Regions from separate parts of the Homo sapiens genome. Here region 1 is linked to region 2. Evidence: chromatin contacts called from ENCODE Hi-C or POLR2A ChIA-PET data. All regions are on one chromosome and are shown on one strand. The core of a region is the stretch at or near the end of the contact, and the rest is flanking DNA. Distances in the headings are between cores, read along the strand shown. Region 1 holds the start of LOC105373545 (a long non-coding RNA gene). Region 2 has its middle 32 kb from the start of SOWAHC.

Region 1 (6,209 bases), core at 2,909-5,408, 43 kb before region 2:
GGTTATAAAAAGGATTCAAATGGAAATGATGGAACAAGAAAATAGAAGAAATGAAATTTTAAAACTCTCTGAGTGGGCTCAATAGTATAATGGAAATGAGAGGAGATAGAATCAGAGATCCTGAGAACAAATCAGTAGAATTTACCCCATCTGAGCAATGGAGAAAACAGACTGGGAAAGAGGTGGAACAGGAACCCATATGACAATAACAAAAGAGCTAATATTTCTACTGGGGAGTCATAGAAGGAAACCGAGAGTGGGACTGAAAAGTCTTTGAAGAAATAATGGCCAAAAACTTCCCAAATCTGGAGATACACACACACACACACACACACACACACACACACACACATCCCTATGGATATATACATACAGATTGAGTATCCCTAATTAGAAAATCCCAAATCCAAAATGCTCCAAAATCCAAAACTTTTTGAATGCCAACATGATGCTGAAAGGAAATGCTCATTGGAGCTCTTCACATTTCGGATTTTCAGATTAGGAAAATCTGAAAATTTCCTCAGTTACTTCTTTATAGCAATGTGAGAACAGCCTATTATACCTTATTTGAAAAGCCTGGGACCACAAGTGTTGTTTTGGGATTTTGGAATATTTGCATTATGCTTACCAGTTCAGGCAGGAGAATCGCTTGAACCTGGGAGGTAGAGGTTGCAGTGAGCCGAGATTGTGCCACTGCATTCCAGCCTGATGACAGAGTGAGATTCCATCTCAAAAAAAAAAAAAAAAGAGGTTTAGTTGGCTCACAGCTCTGCAGGCTGTAGAGGAACCATAGCAGGCTTCTGATTTTGGGGAGGGCTCAGGAAGCTTCCAGTCATGGCAGAAGGCAAAGAAGAAGCTTACCTGTCACACTGCCAGAGCAGGAGCAAAGAGAGTGAAGGGGGAGGTGCCACACACTTTTAAACAAGCATAGTGAGAACTCACTATCCTGAGGAAATTACCAAGGGGATAGTGCCAAGCCATTCATGAGAAATCCACCCCCATGATCCAATCTCCTCCCACCAGGCCCCACCTCCAACATTGGGGATTACAATTCAACATGAGATTTGGTGGGGACACAGACCCAAACCACATTATAAGAGATACTCAATGTTTGTAGACACACACATGCACACACACAGGCATACCTCATTTCGTTTTGCTTTGCTTTACTGCACTTTGCAGCTATTACATTTTTTACAAATTAAAGGTTTGTGACAACCCTGCTGTGGACCCTGAATATCTGAGACAGGTCTCAGTTATTTTGCCAAGGTTGAAGATGGGCACCCATGACACAGCCTCAGGAGGTCTTAAAGACATGTGCCCAAGGTGGTCAGAACACAGTTTGGTTTTATAAATTTTAGGGAGACATGAGACATCAATCAACATATTTAATATGAACATTGGTATATTACTCTGCTTTCGTGCTGCCGATAAAGACATACCTGACATGGGTAATTTATAAACCAAAAGAGGTTTAATGAACTCACATTTCCACATGGCTGAAGAGGCCTCACAATCATGGCAGAAGGTGAAAGTCACGTCTTACGTGGTGGCAGGCAAGAGAGAGAAATAAGAGTCAAGTGAAAGGGGAAACCCCTTATAAAATCATCAGATGTTGTGAGACTTACTCACTACCACGAGAACAGTATGGGGGAAACCACCCCATGATTCAATTATCTGCCACCAGGAGTTGTGGGCCGGGTGTGGTGGCTCACACCTGTAATACCAGCACTTTGGGAGGCCGAAGCGGGTGGATCACTTGAGGCCAGCCTGGCCACACAGTGAAACCCCGTCTCTACTAAAAATAGAAAAAAACAGCTGGGCATGGTGGCACACACTTGCAATCCCAGCTTACTCGGGAGGGTGAGGCATAAGAATCACTTGAACCCAGGAGGTTGCAGTGAACTGAGATCGTGCCACTGCACTCCAGCCTGGGCGATAGAGTGAGATTCCCTCTCAAAAAATAAAAAAATAAAAATAAGGGGTTGTGGAGACCAAGATTTTATCAAGCAGATAAAGCCTTCAGGTAGCAGGCTTCAGAGAGAATAGACTGCAAATGTTTCTTATCAGACTTAAAGAGTCTGCTCTAGCAGTCTTAAGGTCTCTGTGTTGATGTTAATGCTGGTAAGCTGTGCCTGAATTCCAAAAGGGCAGACGGTATAATGAGATATGTCTGACACCGTGGCGGGTGCCTGTAATCCCAGCTACTCAGGAGGCTGAGGCACGAGAATCGCTTGAACCCGGGAGGTGGAGGTTGCAGAGAGCCGAGATCGCACCATTGCACTCCAGCCTGGGGGACAAGAGCAAGACTTCATCTCAAAAAAAAAAAAAAAGAAAGAAAGAAAAAAGAAATACAAGTTGAATGAGTGACGGTTAAAAGATGAGGAACGAGGCGCATGTGGGCCCTTCCCTCTGCAATTTCAGAGGTGAATTTATGCAGGCAGCCACTTAGCTGCTTCTTGGGAAACCAAATGATTGACTTAGGGAAAGGAGAAATGGCACCGGGCCGCAGTGGGGAAGTGGGCCTCCCTCCCACAGGCTTCCTCGCTTTCTCCCACACGGCCTCGGCCTCCAGCTGAGCCAAAACCAAACAAAAACCCAAGGACCTTCTTAACAAGGAGAGAAGCAGACGGCCTCTCAGCTTGGATTTTGTTTCTCTCAGTTCTGCTCTCACATTTGATTTTTATTGAGATATAATTTGCATACTATAAAAACCACCCCCTAAGGTAAACAACTCAGTGGTTTAGAGTCTGTTCTCAGAGTTGTGCATCTGCCACCACCGTAACCACTTTAGAACACTTTATTACCCCAAGGAGATGTGCCACCCCTCTGCTGTAACCCCAGCGCCCTCCCCACCGCCCCCAGCCTGAGGCAGCCCCCTCTCTGCCTTCTGTTTTATGTGTTTGCCTATCAGAGACAGTTCCCCTAAATAGAATCACGTACCATGTGGCCTTTCGTGTCTGGCTTTTTTCTGCTGCCACATTTTATCCACTCCTGATTCAGAACACAAAAACCTAAAATGTGCAAGGGATGGATTTGGGTTTGATAGGCAGAAATTGAAAACTGATCATGGGCCGGGCATGGTGGCTCACGCCTGTAATCCCAGCACTTTAGGAGGCCGAGGCGGGTGGATCATGAGGTCGGGAGTTCAAGACCAGCCTGGCCAAGATGGTGAAACCTCGTCTCTACTAAAAAATACAAAAATTAGCTGGGCACGGTGGCGGGCGCCTGTAATCCCAGCTACTCGGGAGGCTGAGGCAGGAGAATTGCTTGAACCTGGGAGGTGGAGTTTGCAATGAGCCGAGATCGTGCCACTGCGCTCTAGCCTGGGTGACAGAGCAAGACTCTGCCTCAAAAAAAAAACCAAAAAAACTGATCATGAACTTTCCAGGGGGCCTAAAGTTGGAGGTGGAAACAGGGCTGCATGTGTCCAGGGCCCCCACAGAGGCTCTGTTTTACTCTATAGATTTGTGTTCTGGTTGCTTGTCCCTCCCTATCCCCTCCTTACCCCTTCTGGGGGCAGAAGGAACCAGAGCTTGCAACCCAGGAGATCACCTGAGGTACCCCCAAGTCCCCTTTTTGGAGGCTGGCAGAACTCTCGGAAATTCATTCTAGACCTAGCCTGGCCCCTGAAGCTAAGCTGCCCTAGCCAAGTGCAGGGTAGTCCTGGGAGTTCCTGCTTGGATCCAGCTCAGAACAGAGCCCTAGAAACAGGCCTGAGTGAGCTCAGAGACCAGCCCCACCAGGCCCCGGTCCAACCCAGCCTTATGCCTGGCAGCACTGATTGATCACCGACCTGTGGCTCTGGGTTGCTCTGTCCGCATGTCCCCACGTTTAGACCGAGACCACTATTGCTAATGTGGTATCCACTAAAAACCTGTCATCTAAGAGAAATTTCTCTCCCAATAGTCCACAGCTGATGGGGCCTGGTTGCGTTACTTGAACATCAGTGCACTTTTCCATTTTTCTTTAAACACACTTGCTAGGCTTCTGGCAAGGGCTATTGTAAACACTTCCCATCATTCCTACGTATTTTTAGCCTCAAGTTCTGCAGTGCCAGGAGAGATCCAAGGTCTTTGCTCTGTCATTTGTAAAGAACCTGCCTTGCAGCAGGACAGAGCTGATTGCTCTGGTGTTTATGGTTGAACATTGTCAAACCTGCAGAACTGGCTGTCCCTGATCTAGGAGGTGCCCCATCAATGACATGAGAAACACAAAACAAAGCCAGGACTAGGCTGAGAAGAGATAATCACAAGGTCAATGTCCAGAACTCCCTAGTTACTGAGTGTACATGAAGGAAGAAGGTGGGGCAAAGGGAAAAAACAAAGTCAGGAAGGGGTAGGCCTAGGCTTAGCAGAATTCTACCCCCCAACACACCCCACCCCCAGCCCTGCCCCGCATTCCCCTTCCATACCCAAGGTGTTTCTCAGGAGCTTACTGATGGTGAACGTCTGGAAGGCCGGCCTGGCTCGTCCCTCACTGGCTGTGCTGCCTTAAACAACTTGCTCATTCTCAAGGGACTCTGGGATTCCTCTGCCCCTGGGTGGCTTCCTTTGTCACACGTGCCAGGAGCATGCTAAGAACGTAATTAATAAGGCTACTGTGAAAGGAAAATAAATCTTGAGGCCCCTAAATCACTAAGCTAAATGGGAAAGTCAAGCTAGGAACTGCTTAGGGCAAACCTGCCTTCCATTCTATTCAAAGTCATCCCTCTGCTCACTGAGATAAAGGCATATCTGATTGCCTTCTTTGGAAAGGCTAATCAGAAACTCAAAAGAATGCAACCATTTGTCTCTCATCTACCTATGACCTGGAAGTGCTCCCACAACTTTGAGTTGTCCCGCCTTTGCTTCGAGTTGTCCCGCTTTTCCAGACCGAACCAACGTTCATCTTACATATGTTAATTGATGTCTCCCGTCTCCCTAAAATGTATAAAACCAAGCTGTGCTCTGACCACCTTGGGCACATAGCAGGACCTCGTGAGGCTGTGTCACTGGCATGCATCCTTAACTTTGGCAAAATAAACTTCCTAAATTGGCTGAGACCTGTCTCAGATACATTCAGGGTTCACAGTACCATGGTGGGTAGCTGTTTCCCTCACTGGACCAATAACTCCTAGAGAACAAGCACCAAAGAGCTTTGATCTTTGTGCCGTACGTGCATACCCCCAATAGGTACATAATCCAGCTCAGGAAATTTCATAAATGCTGGTTAAATCGAATACAATTTAGGTAAGGAGAGAGAGTGAACACAGATACTAATTTTTGGAGTTCAGTTATCACTTTTTTTTGGAAAAACATTTTGTTGTTCAGAGACACTTGGCAATGGAATAACTCTTAACAAAAGAGCAGTATTTATGAGTTAAGTGTAGATAATCCAACCCATATGGATGAAATTTCCCTTTAAGTGCTTGACTATGCTTTTAGAAATTGAGCAGAGATGAGGGGGGAAGGAAGGAAGAGAGCGTTTGGCAGAAGGAATTTTAGAGTTTGCTGAACCAGAATGTAGCGGGAAAAAAATCTCAGTTGAAGGCCTGGCTGGATTTTGTCATTGCTAATGAGAAGCAGGTACTGAAAATATGCTACAGCTCCTTGCAAATCTTACCAGGAATTGTTGCCTGCTGACCTCTCTGCTCTTCTATGCCTGCTGACCCCAGATGCTAGCATAGGATAAAGCTGCCCAGTTTAAATGTACATTCAACCCTGTTATTTGTCCTCAATGGATTTGAAAAAAGGTGTTAGAATTCAGGCTGCAAAGGTCCATCTAGGAGGCCTATGGAATGTCACATGTCCCCCAACCTATGTGCACCTATTTGGCAAGCTCTCTCTGCTGCCCAGGCATGCTGTTGTGGGTCTTTCCAAAAGCCTGTCTGCAGCTCCCAGGGCTGTTCCTAACTGCCTACCAGATTTTCAGGCAGAGGTAACAGGTTCCTAGAAAATGTCATCCAGGCCGGGCACGGTGGCTCACGCCTGTAATCTCAGCACTTTGGGAGGCCGAGGTGGGTGGATCACCTGAGGTCAGGAGTTCAAGATCAGCCTGGCCAATATGGTGAAATCCCGCCTCTACTAAAAGTACAACAATTAGCTGGGCGTGGTCTTGGGTGCCTGTAATCCCACCTACTCGGGAGGCTGAGGCAGGAGAGTCGCTTAAACCCAGAAGGCAGAGGTTGCAGTGAGCCGAGATCATGCCATTGCACTCCGCCTGGGTGA
Region 2 (6,667 bases), core at 718-3,217:
ATCAGGTCTTAAGAAAATGAGAAACCAAAAACTTGAAACTTTCTCAAGAGATAATCAAGGAAGTAATCACATGCTTTACAGAAAATCTTCACTTTAGGAAGGTATAAAATTCAAAATACTGGCTGGGCATGGTGGCACATGCCTGTAATCCCAGTACTTTGGCAGGCCGAGGAAGGCGGATCACCTGAGGTCAGGAGTTTGAGACCAGTCTGGCTAACATGGTGAAACCCCATCTCTACTAAAAATACAAAAATTAGCCGGGTGTGGTGGTGAACGCCTGTAATCCCAGCTACTTGGGAGGCTGAGGCAGGAGAATCGCTTGAACCCGGGAGGCAGAGGTTGCAGTGACCCGAGATCACGCCACCGCACTCCAGCCTGGGCGACAGAGTGAGACTCTGTCTCAAAAAAAAAGAAAAAGAAAAAGAAATTCATAATACCTTTAAATATTAAATCCCTACAATAGATTTAAAGTACCATTTTCAGGAACACATACCTCATATTAGAAAGCTTCAACTTAAGCTTTATTCATTTAGTCTCCAGGACTTTAGTCATGGAGCCAATCAAACCACTATAGTTTTGCAATCAATTTTTCAGTTTTGCTTTTACCAGCTTTGATGAATCTTGCTTTTTCTCATTCTTTAAATGGTTTGGTAATCAGGTGTTTATTTCCTAGTTTGCAATAAATACTGAAAATTATAACTGTTAGTGAGCATTATCTATTACCGTTTTGTCTTTTTGGGGTGAAAGTAGTTACCGAGCACCAGGCCGTCAACTGGTCCAGGTCGCCGTTGTTGTGACTGCAGCCACCTACCTGATTGTCCTACCTATACATCCAGCCCTCTCACCCGCAACCAGTCCATCCTCCGCACAGCAGACACTCCCAGCACTCCACACTCCCGGCACTTTGGGAGGCCAAGATGGGTGGATCACAAGGTCTGGAGTTCAAGACCAGTCTGGCCAAGATGCTGAAAACCCATCTCTACTAAAAATACAAAAATGAGCCCGAAGTGGTGGCACGTGCCTGTAATCCCAGCTACTCGGGAGGCTGAGGCAGGAGAATTGCCTGAACCCAGGCGGCAGGGGTTGATGTGAGCCAAGATCACGCCACTGCACTCCAGCCTGGGCAACAGAGCAAGACTCCGTCTCAGAAAAAAAAAAAAAAAAAGATGTAAATCAGCTGGGCATAGTGGTTCACACCTGTAATCCCAGCACTTTGGGAGGCCAAGGCGGGTGGATCACCTGAGGTCAGGAATTCAAGACCAGCCTGGCCAACATAGTGAAACCCCATCTCTACTAAAAATACAAAATTAGCCGGGCATCATGACATATGCCTGTATTCCCAGCTATTTGGGAGGCTGAGGCAAGAGAACTGCTGGGAGGCGGAGGTTGCAGTGAGCCGAGATTGCATCATGCATTCCAGCCTGGGCAACAAGAGTGAAACTGCCTCAAAAAAAAGTGTAAATCAGATGGTGTCTTTCTGCTGCTTAAAATCTTCCAGGGACTCCCACTGCACAGAGAATGTTGTCCACAGATCCCTGCCAGGCTGCAGCCAGCCAAGCCTCCTTCCTGCCTTTGAGTTCTCTGCTGTTGGTTCAGTGGTTCGGTGTTCACATTCTTCTCCCTTCAGCTCCCAGCCCACGCCAAGCATTCCCACCCGAGGACCCAAGCGGTCACTATCCCTTCTGCGGGGCTGTGCCTCTCATGCTCTCAGTGAAGCCAACCTTGGCCACTTAGTTCTTGCACCCTCTCTGTTTCCATCCTGTAACCCCTCCTAATGTGTGATTACTGCTAATTGGCCCACTTGTTTATTTTCTGCCTCCTCCAACATACTTAAGCAGCTCAGCAAAGGGTTAGGGTGTGTGACACATCACCCCAGAGCCAGGCCTCAGTGGGCACTGAGTGAGGCAGCTAACGGGCATTTGTGGAATGATGCTTGTTCTCAAATTCTTGGTCAGACCAGATTGCCAAAGACTTTCAAGAAGCAAGGGCATACAAGCAAGCCTAGTTTTGCTTCTCTGGCTCTAATGTTGTTTAAGTGAGGAGAGCCGAGCCGGGCGGGGTGGCTCATGCCTGTAATCCCAGTACTTTGGGAGGCTGAGGCGGGTGGATCGCCTGAGGTCAGAAGTTCGAGACCAGCCTGGCCAACATAGTGAAACCCCATCTCTACCAAATATACAAAAAATTAGCTGGGCATGGTGTCAGGCAACTGTAATCCCGGCTACTAGGGAGGCTGGGGCAGGAGAATCACTTGAACCCGGGAGGCGGAGATTGCAGTGAGCCGAGATCACGCCATTGCACTCCAGCCTGGGTGACAGAGTGAGACTCCATCTCAAAAAAATAAAAAAAGTGAGGAGAGGGCCGGGTGTGGTGGCTCACGCCTGTAATCCCAGCACTTTGGGAGGCTGAGGTGGGCGGATCACAAGGTTAAGATATCGAGACCATCTTGGCCAACACGGTGAAACCCCGTCTCTACTAAAAATACAAAAATTATCTGGCCGTGGTGGCACACGCCTGTAGTCCCAGATATTTAGGAGGCTGAGGCAGAAGAATCGCTTGAACCCAGGAGGTGGAGGTTGCAGTGAGCCAAGATCATGCCACTGCATTCCAGCCTGACGACAGAGCGAGATTCCATCTCAAAAAAAAAAAAAAAAAAAAAAAAAAAGTGAGGAGAGCCATTGAGTGGCTGACACTTCCCAAAAGGATCACGCACAGGAAGGTCTGGGCTGGGAAGCAGAGCCCAGCACCCTGCCCTGTGGATCAGACAAAGGGAAAAACTGCATCTCATCTACAGATGTTTTATGTATTTCTTCCACGATTTTAAAAACTTCCATAGAACATTGAGGTAGTGAAAAAATACTGAAAATTTGAAAAACAAGTTTATTAAAACTCCTAGTATTGTTTTCAATGTAAACATTTTGCTTACACCCAAAATAGAATTACCATTTTACTTTCCTGGCTTTGATGGAAGCAAACCCTTCCAACAATATTTTCTTAAAATTATTAGCCATTTGTGGCCGGGAGCAGTGGCTCACACTTGTAATCCCAGCACTTTGGGAGGCCTACGTGGGTGGATCTCTTGAGGTCAGGAGTTCAAGACCAGCCTGGCCAACATGGTGAAACCCTATCTCTACAAAAAATACAAAAAAAAAAAAAAAAAAAATAGCCAGTCATGGTGGCAGTCGCCTGTAATCCCAGCTATTCGGGAGGCTGATGCAGGAGAATCACTTGAACCCAGAAGGCAGAGTTTGCAGTGAGCCGAGATTGTGCCATTGCACTCCAGCCTGGGCGACAGAGCAAGACTCCATCTCAAAAAAAAAAAATTATTAGCCGTTTACAAATACATGCAAACATGAGTACAGGGGAGAGCATTACTCCTTTTGCCTCAGGCTCCAGTGTGGTTGGGCATGATGCAGTCAGAGCCTGTCTGCATTTAATATAGTAATATTTTATTTGTGATTTTTAAAAATTCATTTAATTTTTTAAAATATTGCATCAAAATATCATTTATCTGGATGACTTTTTGCCTCTTGCCCCCTTACATTTTGCACCCGATGTGAGCGTCTCACACACCTGACCCTGGTCCTAGTCTGAAGCCAGTGCCACTTTCTGGGTGAAGTAGGTCTTGCCTTACGGATAAGGGACAGTCACCTGGGAGAAGACCAGAAATAAAATCAACTAACAGAACATAGCCTAGGGTGAGAGCATGGTAGATTGCCTCAGAAGGACCAAATGCCGGAGGAGGGAAGGTTGGGGACAGCATTCCGGCCCCAGCCGGTAGAGCTCAGCTGGTGTCAGGCTTCACGTTTCCTTTGACTTTAGCTCCCTTGAGTTCTCCCTGGTGTCTGTGAAGTTTTCATGAGCATTTCAGCCTTTTTTGGCTGCGTTGAGAGTTTTGTCTACACTCCGAGCATAGAGTTTGAAATGGGAATGGCGCACCCCTGAGAGCCAGTATGTGGGAGACAGCCATAATCAAATAATTACAATGAACACTCATGCTGGACTTACCGGGTATAGACACAGCTTCATCTATGTTCACAGATTCTAACCTCCAAGCAGCTCTAGGAGGTAGGCACTAGTAATAACTATTTTTGACTGATGAGGAAATTGAGGCAGAAAGAGGTTTGTCCACATATTTAAGTGAAGGGTCGGGAATTCCAGTCTAGACAGGCTGACTCTTGAGTCCAGGCAGGGGACCCTGAGCCTGTCGCACCTCTCAGGAATCCAAGCTTCAGACCATGTGGCAGCCTGAGCTTGCAGGTACAGCCAGGCTTGGTTTGTTTAGCACATCTCCCCGGAAAGCCTTCTTTCAGAAGCAAACTGAGGAGGACCCGCATTTACTTTTGTAAGGCGTAGTTTCGCTTACTAATGACAGCAACAATTGGCTTTACACAGAGAACAAAATCTCAGGCTGAAAGGGTGAATTTCAGGCATCTCTCATCAGGGATTTGGCCAGAAGGGGCTGGGTGCCCACTCTGTGCCAATTCTAAGACTCCTTGCTGTTCTAGATTAAGGTTGCTGAATTTACGTACTAAGTGGAGGGGTATTTGCAACCTCCCTTCACTCTGTAAGCTAATTTACATTTAAACCTTGGTTGCCTCTCGCTGGCAACTAAGGCTCCACAACAGCCGTCAAGGAATTAATTTCTGGGGCCCATGAAGGCGTGCCTGAGAAATAAAAGTGCTGTGGGAGAATTTTGCCAACAGGCTGAAGAGCAACCTTGCTGCCATGCACACAGACATTTAGGATCCCGCTGGCTTGTGAATCCTGGCATAGTTGCTGGGGGCCACACAGTCGGGAGGCAAACAAAGCTGCTCAGTTAGCACTGCAGTGCTTTTCCTGGGAGTGGGAACTCGCAGGAGCAAACCAACTAGGGAAACGTCCCTAAAGTAGACAGCTTCACCAGAGTGGTTATTGTTGACTTCCTCTTCTGGTTGTTTAAAGTGACAGGCCTTGGGGCTTAGGATCTTGTGATCTAGAAAGCAAATATTGACAAGCAGCCGGGGGGAGGCAGGGCAGAAAACAAGGTCCAGGTTTAGATGACAGCTCCGCTAAGAAAAGTGGAGGGCAGGCCGCAGGCTGACATTCCAGTCCCAGCGGCCTCATCCAGGCAGCCTTGCTGTGACTGCCCGGGAAAACAGTGTTTCACATGCCCTTGGGGATAAAGAGAACACAGGAGCCAGTTCACAGTTCTGAATGTGGTTACTACAAAAGCCCACTTTCTTTTCTATTCTTTTTTTCCCTTGGAGCTATTTTGCAGACAGTTTTTAAGCAATTTTTCTTTAGATTCTGAAAAACCCCAACTCTAACACAAACTACTTTTCTTTAACCATATTCTCTACCTTAGTGATCTGATAAGAGGCCATGGTTTTCAATACCATTGGAACCGCCCGAGGCATTCACCTCGCCAGCTGCCTAGACAGAGTAGATTCATCAACACAGGGAAATTGCAATAGTGAAAGAGAAATTCGTGCAGAGTCAGCTGTGCAGGAGACTGGAGTCTGATTTTTTTTTTGAGACGAGTCTCACTCTGTTGCCCAGGCTGGAGTGCAGTGGCGTGATGTCAGCTCACTGCAAACTCCACCTCCTGGGTTCAAGAGATTCTCCTGCCTCGGCCTCCGGAGTAGCTGGGACTACAGGCGTGCACCACCACGCCTGGCTAAGTTTTTAGTTTTTTTTTGTTTTTTTGTTTTTTTTTTTGAGACAGAGTCTCACTCTGTCGCCCAGGCTGGAGTGCAGTGGTGCGATCTCAGCTCACTGAAACCTCCGCCTCCTGGGTTCAAGCGACTCTCCTGCCTCAGCCTCCCGAGTAGCTGGGATTGCAGGCGCCTGCCACCATGCCCGGCTAATTTTTGTATTTTTAGTAGAGATGGGGTTTCACCATGTTGGTCATGCTGGTCTTGATCTCCTGACCTCGTGATCCGCCTGCCTAGGCCTCCCAAAGGGCTGGGATTACAGGTGTGAGCCACTGAGCCCAGCCCAGAGTTCTATTATTACTCAAATGAGTCTCCCCAAGCATTCAGGAAACAGGGTTTTTTGTTTGTTTGTTTGTTTTTGAGAGGGAGTCTCACTCTGTGGCCCAGGCTGGAGTGCAGAGGTGTGATCTCAGTTCACTGCAACCTCCACCTCCTGGGTTCCAGTGATTCTCCTGCCTCAGCCTCCCAAGTAGCTGGGACCACAGTCACGTGCCACCACGCCTGGCTAATTTTTTTTTTGTATTTTTAGTAGAGATGGGGTTTCACCACGTTGGCCAGGCTGGTCTGAAACTCCTGATCTCAGGTGATCTGCCAGCCTTGGCCTCCCAAAGTGCTGGGATTACAGGTGTGAGCCGCTGCGCCCAGCCTTTGGCAGGCTTCTTTACTGCAACCTGCTTTATCAGCAAGGTCTTTAAGACCTGTATCTTGTGCCGACCTCCTATGTCATCCTGTGACTTATAATGCTTAACCGTCTGGGAATAGAGCCCAGTAGGTTTCAGCCTCATTTTACTCAACCCCTATTCAAGATGGAGTTGCTCTGGTTCAAACGCCTCTGACAATTTGAACTGGAGTTTATGCTATGTTTATGGAACATTTATGTACTAGTACATGCTTTTCTAGCCAAGTTGGGAGATGATCTTTTTTTTTTTTTCTTTTGAAAAGAGTTTTGCTCTATCGCCCAGGCTGGAATGCTA

What was found. A loop is a pair of places that touch in the nucleus more often than their neighbours do. ChIA-PET counts read pairs that join two places held with the same protein, here RNA polymerase II (POLR2A). Pooled maps may share reads with other maps.
Region 1: a map of aorta shows a loop between it and region 2 (4-fold over the local background). The contact joins two enhancer-like sites. A Hi-C loop is called at or near these places in 12 of 168 maps with a recorded cell type or tissue (Caco-2, Calu3, HepG2 and 8 more) and 10 of 50 pooled maps. POLR2A ChIA-PET finds 5 or more read pairs at or near these places in 7 of 52 experiments (BJ, Caco-2, H1 and 4 more).

What each region holds. Positions count from the first base shown.
Region 1 is chr2:109,688,945-109,695,153 of GRCh38, reverse strand. It overlaps LOC105373545 (a long non-coding RNA gene), which reads right to left and starts at 668. Exons shown (of 3, transcript XR_923175.2): 1 at 629-668. It also overlaps a transcript of RANBP2 not described here. Within about 2 kb of position 4,158, at least 12 of the 41 ENCODE cell types and tissues checked have a DNase peak (open chromatin) inside an H3K27ac peak, as active enhancers do.
Region 2 is chr2:109,643,151-109,649,817 of GRCh38, reverse strand. It overlaps a transcript of RANBP2 not described here. Among named protein-coding and RNA genes, the nearest start is that of SOWAHC, 32 kb to the right of the region's middle. Within about 2 kb of position 1,967, at least 4 of the 41 ENCODE cell types and tissues checked have a DNase peak (open chromatin) inside an H3K27ac peak, as active enhancers do.